Linked DNA regions of Homo sapiens: region 2 is linked to region 1. A link is a contact called in ENCODE Hi-C or POLR2A ChIA-PET data. All regions are on one chromosome and are shown on one strand. The core of a region is the stretch at or near the end of the contact, and the rest is flanking DNA. Distances in the headings are between cores, read along the strand shown.

Region 1 (3,411 bases), core at 462-2,961:
CCTGGGTTGAAGCAATTATCCTGCCTCAGCCTCCTGAGTAGCTGAGATTACAGGTGTGCGCCACCACACCCGGCTAATTTTTGTATTTTTTGGTAGAGATGGGGTTTTGCCATGTTGACCAGGCTGGTCTCTAACTCCTGAGCTCAGGCAATCCGCCCTCCTCGGCCTCCCAAAGTGCTGGAATTACAGGAGTGAGCCACCGTGCCTGGCCAGAAGGGAAGCTTTATTTAAAAATTTGGGATCAGCAGAAAAGAATGTTAGCTCTGGCTTATGGGTGCAACTCCCTCCAGACCCCTCAGGAAGAAATTTAGAACAAAGAACGGTGCTCAGAGTTCAGTCTTCAGTTCCTGCTTATCTGAGGTCGATGTGTCAGTGGATCCATTTGGTGGAGATCCAGGTTTCTGAAAAACAACTCAGGGATATATATTAAGATGTTATATTTAGGGCCAGGCCCAGCACTTTGGGAGGCGGAGGCAGGTGGATTGCCTGAGCTCAGGAGTTCAAGACCAGCCTGGGCAACATGGCAAAACCCCATCTCTACTAAAAATGCAAAAACTAGTCAGGCCTGGTGGTGCACACGTGTAATCCCAGCTACTTGGGAGGCTGAGGCAGGAGAATCGCTTGAACCTGGGAAGCGGAGATTGCAGTGAGCTGAGATCGTGCCACTGCACTCCAGCCTGGGCAACAGCGTGAGACCCTGTCTCAAAAAAAAAAAAAAAAAAAAAAAAAAAAAAAGAAGAAACAAAAAAGAAAGTTGTTATCTTTAGTTTCTCTAGAGGAACCAAGCATCTGACTCTAACTTCCTCGTCTATTGTTTTAGGCTACTGTTACCTTCTGCTTGTCAGGTTGCTTATTTACTTCTCAGGGCTAGCTAAGTGCCTGGAATTTCATTTGAAGGAACTCAGAATTTTCCTTTATTTCCATGTTTGGAGGCTCACAGGCTACTAAGAGAGGGTTCTTGCTCCATCTGACCGTAATCATAATCTCAGCGCTTTGGGAGGTTGAGGTGGGAGGATTGCTTGAGCCTAGGAGTTCAAGGTTAGAGTGAGCTATGATTGCACCACTGCACTCCAGCCTGGGTGATAGAGTGAGACCCTATCTCTAAGCAAAGAAAAAAAATAAAGACTTCAACATTCGTATTATGAACTAGAGTTCGACATTTGTTTATGGTTCTTTTTGCTTTTAGGTAAAATTTACCTACAATAAAATATACAAATCTTGAGTGTAACATTGGATGAGTTTTGACAAATTCATAAATCCAAATGTCTATCACTCCAGAAAGTCCCTTTAAGCCCTTTCCCAGTAAATCCCCGCCCCCATACCCAGAGGCAAGCACTGTTCTGACTTTGTCCATCATAAATTAGTTTAGCTTGCTCTAGAACTTGAAGAGGAAGAAGAATTACAGGTTACACACTCTTTGTGTTAAGTTCTTTTTACTCAGCACAGTGTTTTTTGAAATTAGTTCAGGCTATTGAATGTATCTGAGTTTATTCATTTTTTTCTAAGTAGTTTCCATTGCGTGAATATATCATAGCTTGTTTATCTATTTTCCTATTGATGGGCATGTGAGGTTGTTGACAAGTTTTGGTATTATGAATAAAGCTGCTAAGAACATTCTTATCTCACTCTTTTTGTAGAGCTATGTTTTCATTTCTCAAGGGTAAATAACTAGGAGTGGAACTTCTGAGTCATAGGATTGGTATGAAACTGCCAAAAGTTTTTCCAAAGTGGTTGTATCATTTTACACTCCCATGAACAATGTATGAGAGCTCTCGTGGTTCCATTAGACCAACACTTCATGTTGCCAGTTTTTAAAATTTTAGCCATTCTGGTGGGTGTATAATCCACCTCATCGTGGTTTTCTTTTTCATTTCTATGATGACTAATAATGTTCTTTATGTGCTTATTTGCCATTTGAATAGGTTCCTTTATGAAATGACTGTTGAATTTTTTGCTAATTGGATAACATTTTAACATATATAAGGGTTGTATACCCTTCAAGATAGCAAAAATTTAAAAAGAATTCAGAATTCTGTGAATTCAGATACATAAATATCTACAGAGCCAAAGAAATGCAAAGTGCATTGGCACAATGGGCCAGTCTAAGTGGGGTGTCAGAGTTCTGTAAGTTGCTTTACGAAATCCCAGCACTTTGGGAGGCTGAGGCGGGTGGATCGCGAGGTCAGGAGGTCGAGACCATCCTAGCTAACATGGTGAAACCCCATCTCTACTAAAAATACAAAAAAATAGCTGGGCATGGTGGCGGGTGCCTGTAATCCCAGCTACTTGGGAGGCTGAGGCAGAAGAATGGCGTGAACCTGGGAGGTGGAGCTTGCAGTGAGCCGAGATTGCACCACTACACTCCAGGCTGGGTGACAGAGCTAGACTCTGTCTCAAAAAAAAAAAAAAAAAAAAAATAATAATAATTAGGTCATGATAGGATTCACACTCAGGGATGTGGGCTAAGTGACCAGGGCCACATTATGACTCTCATGGGCTCTGGGCACTTTTGCCTTTGTGGGAAAATGAATTAGAAATTATATTTTAGCACTGCATTGGTATACAGATAAACATAATCCAAATGGATTCAATGTTATATGTGCATTATTATTTTATTAATTTTTGTCCTGATTTAAAAAGAAATAAAAATTAGAACACATTTGTGGGCATCTGTAAGTATTGTAGGCTCTAGACACTATGCCCTTCTGCCTAATTCTGAGTAAGTCAGCCCTGTAAGTGACCATGCCCCTTTTAAGGTATGGCATGAAAAACTATAGAAATTACAAAAGGGACTTCAACCTAGGTCAGGCTTGTGAGGAAAGCCATCCTGGAGGTCTGCAGTCCAGGCCTAATGTCCTAGCTAAAACCTCTGGTTGTTCTGCAAGAATGTGGAATGACATAATCTTTTCCTTGGTGAGTAAGCATCTTTCAACCTCAGAGAGGATTAAGTATAGGAATGTTTACCAGAAATTTCACCTATACTTGAATATTTTGGGGTTAAAGAAACTGTACATGTTTGATATGGAAACATTTAAGAGAATTTGGCCGATTAGAGTAATACTTTAGCTTTGTAATTCTTAAGTGTGTAATTGAGCAATTGATTTAGCTCATGATTTTAAGTTGAAATATTATTGGTTTAATTTATTAGATATTAACTTACCTAAGAAAATGGGAAAGTTTTGTTTAAGCAGTACTTGAAAGGAAAATCAAATATGTTAAATGTATAAATATAGTTGGAAATATTTAAGGAAATTTACTCAATTAAATTAACCTTTGTTCTTTAAAGTAAGTGTTGAAATTGTCTAGATTTATAAGGAGTATTACATGTTTTTAAAACCGTGACTTCTGACTGAATGCAGTGGCTCATGCCTATAATCCTAGCACTTTGGGAGCCAAGGTGGGAGGACTGCT
Region 2 (3,411 bases), core at 407-2,906, 130 kb before region 1:
AAAGAGTCATCTACGTTTATATTTGAACTCTGTAACTTCTGAATAATGTGCAAAGCATGTCCTCTGGGATCCGAGGGACCAGGTGTAATGGGGTTAAGTTGAATTCAAAGCTTGAACACGTAGCCTTCTTGTTTTCTGTAACTATTCTCTTCTTGTCCAGAAGGCCCCGTTTCCTCTGATGGCGAGATAGAGTGATGAAGTGAAGGTAGATCACCAAACATAAACTTTCCAAGTAAAGGTAGCCAGAGTCTACTTTGGGGTTAACCTAATCTCTTTTGGGGAAATGCTCAGCGTTTTAGGCATTTTCTTCTCTCCTCTTCCCTTAGCCAAGATGGCCTTGGGGAGAGGGAAAGTTTATGCACTCACGTGGCATTGGTGGTGTTGTGGCTGGTTCACAGTGGGCTTTTGTTTGGCCCAGTGGGCACTTGCTGGGCTCTTGTTGCAGTGTTTTGTCCCACTGAAACCAGGTCATTGGTCTCTGATGTCATCGCCTCCTCTTGACCTCCAGTGGCATTGTTGCATTGCCTCGGAGCTCTGCAGGCTGACTAGGCCTTTTGGACTTTCCAGTTTTATCCAAAGCACACAGGAGGCCCCTACAAAAGAACACTCCCCAGGAACCTTTGTCTCAGGAAATCTTTCCAGCGTCTGCCTCTGAACTACTCTCTGTCCTGTCCTCTACTCCAGACTTTTCCCTTGTGATTAAGTTCTTGTCTCCTTGGACTAGGTCCTTTGTATCAGACAGAAAGCTGCCCTTATGTGGGTGGGGGCATAAGTCTCTCTTTGGTTCCACCCTATAACCCTGGGCCAGCCCTTCTTATTCTCAAGCAGAGTCCTGGATCCTGAGACCCTAGTCTGAACCTGTATCCCATCCCCATAATTTGAGTAGGTGAAGCAAAAATGAATCTGTACCCCATCCCCATAATTTGAGTAGGTGAAGCAAAAATGATCAAATCTGGCCAGGCATGGTGGCTCATCCCTGTTGTTCCAGCACTTTGGGGGGCTGAGGCGGGAGAACTGCTTGAGCCCAGGAGTCTGAGACCAGCCTAGGCAACATAGTGAGACCTTGTTTCCACAAACAAACAAACAACCCAATCTGTGAATGCCAAGATTGCTTAAGAATTAACAAATAGCATTTGAAAAAGATGTAAGAATTGTTAGGAACATAAAAGTTATAGGATACTAATTCCTTTAAAATAAAAATGCAAAGTTTCTTCCTAATTAACTTTTTTCTAACACTTAGGTTTGAGATAATTAGAAGAAAAGTTTACATATAGATTAGCGTCACTATTAGCCAAATAGTGCCTTTATAAAAATCACAGAGAGGCCTTTTTCTCTGGTGGTGGGGTGTGGCATAGAGTCCTAAGCAGGACTCACAGCTTGGCAAGGCAAGAGGAGCACAGACTGGATTTTGGTCCCTACTCACCCGTCAGGTGGTTGCTTTTTGGTAATAAACATCCTGCCCAATCATACGAAGTGGCCTGATATAGATGATATTTATTAACTACATGACCTTGGGCAAACATCTCAGTCCTTAGAACTTTAGATGCCTCATATAACAAGTGAGAGGGGCTGACCTCTGAGGTCCTTTGTATCTACAAATACTATGCTCCACGGCATCAGTAATTTTTTTTTTCTTTTTTTTAACTAAATGAGAGTCTTCACAGAAAGTAGAGGAAGTACCAAATGCTGGCCACCGGAAGGAACCAGTCTGAAAAGTAGAAGTGACAGAAACCCATGGGCAAAAGTGGTCAGGTTATTCTAGAGTTCATGATAGGGAGAGTTGGACATCATTAGATATATATCCGAGACTTTGGTAAGACACATCTAAAAATTTTTCCTAAATAATAAGATTCCCTGGACAGAGACTCCCAAAGGGAAGATGACAAGTGTTTGGGAGAAGTGCTGCAAAATGAAATCTCTATCTTCCAAACAGGATGATGTGGAACAGAAAAAAAGGGGGAGAGTTATTTAAAGAGAGACACACTTGGCCAGGCGTATTGGTTCAGGGCACTTTGGGAGGCCGACACAGGTGGATCACTTGAGGCCAGGAGTTCAAGACCAGTCTGGCCAATATGGTGAAACCCCATCTCTACAAAAACTAAAAAAAAAATAGCTGGATGCTAATGCTCTGAGATGACAGATTTTTGGAACTGTGGATGTAAAGCCCATAGACCTTAACATTAGTGTGTCCAGTCCCATGACATTTCATTAGCTTATGGCTTCTGCTCCAGAGACTCCCACCATTTCCCCATTGATAAGGGAGAGGAAGGAGGAAGTAAGAGATTATTTAAAAACAGTTGTGAAACTACCAAGGTCTGTGGTTGAGAGTTGGTTTTCTAACCAACCTTTGTCTAGTCTAGTCTAACCTTTGACTACAGACATCATATAAGGGACACGGTTGCCTCAGATGCAGAAGATATCAGGAAGGGCTGATTTGTTCCACACTATTTGACCACACTGATTGCAACAGGATGTGGACATGTTTTGCTATGAGTGTGTCCTAAAACATTGGAAAGAAACCCCACATCCTGTCACCCTCCCTGAGGGCAAGGACACTTAGAGTGGAGAAATCTGAGGTTTAACCTGTGCTGGGGATGATGACTGATACAACAAAGGATATAGGACCTCACCTAATGAATTTCAAAGATTGCTGATGTAAGATGCACCAAGAACAAATGTTGGTGTCCTGGTAGTAGAGCAGGGGACCCCTTGTGAGACCTGTCTTTGATCTTGGGAACACAAATCTTACAACATATTTATGACTGTGAAGGCAAAAGAAATCTTCAACGATGAGGTCTGGAAATTCTGAATATTCTATGCAAAGTATTAGAATTTCACAAGAGAGGACTTTGCTCAGAAGAGAAAAATGAACAGGCACCAAGTGGTAATTCACAGAAGTGTCATTCCCATGCTCTTAACTCTCAAGTGTGTTTTGAGATCAGGAAACATGGAGTCCTTATTCTCACTGTGTCCCCTGTTTGAAGACTGATTAATTAAGATGTCATTCATGACATGGTGAGCCATCTTGAGATATTTGAATATCCTGCCACCATGGGAACCCAGACCTACCTCTGGACTAATTATTGGGAGGGGATTGTGGGAAAGAATAATGACTGGGAAATAGAAATCTTTAAGATGCTCTTGAGCAGAACAAATTTCTCCTCCAATAAAGATGTCCATGTGTTTGTATTTGGCATGGATAATACCATGTATTCTGTAACCCCAATTCTTTAGTATTAGCTCTTTGTGAAAACCTTCTTAGAAACAAGGTGATTTCACTAGATTGTGTTTGGGGGCTATAATTTTATGATCCTATGAAAGATTGTCCCCTACTTTGCCACTTCTGCCAATAAGACCTCTATGTCCTGTCTGCTCTCTTGTTCCCCCAAATAAAGCTTGGATTTCTGTACC

Evidence for each region. A loop is a pair of places that touch in the nucleus more often than their neighbours do. ChIA-PET counts read pairs that join two places held with the same protein, here RNA polymerase II (POLR2A). Pooled maps may share reads with other maps.
Region 2: a loop to region 1 is called in a pooled map, with 7 times the contacts of the local background. The contact joins two enhancer-like sites. A Hi-C loop is called at or near these places in 9 of 50 pooled maps. POLR2A ChIA-PET finds 5 or more read pairs at or near these places in 2 of 52 experiments (activated CD4-positive, alpha-beta T cell and activated T-cell).

The regions. Positions count from the first base shown.
Region 1 is chr4:83,355,725-83,359,135 of GRCh38, forward strand. No RefSeq gene overlaps it. Among named protein-coding and RNA genes, the nearest start is that of HPSE, 23 kb to the left of the region's middle. Within about 2 kb of position 1,712, at least 7 of the 41 ENCODE cell types and tissues checked have a DNase peak (open chromatin) inside an H3K27ac peak, as active enhancers do.
Region 2 is chr4:83,229,423-83,232,833 of GRCh38, forward strand. No RefSeq gene overlaps it. Among named protein-coding and RNA genes, the nearest start is that of COQ2, 54 kb to the right of the region's middle. Within about 2 kb of position 1,657, at least 7 of the 41 ENCODE cell types and tissues checked have a DNase peak (open chromatin) inside an H3K27ac peak, as active enhancers do.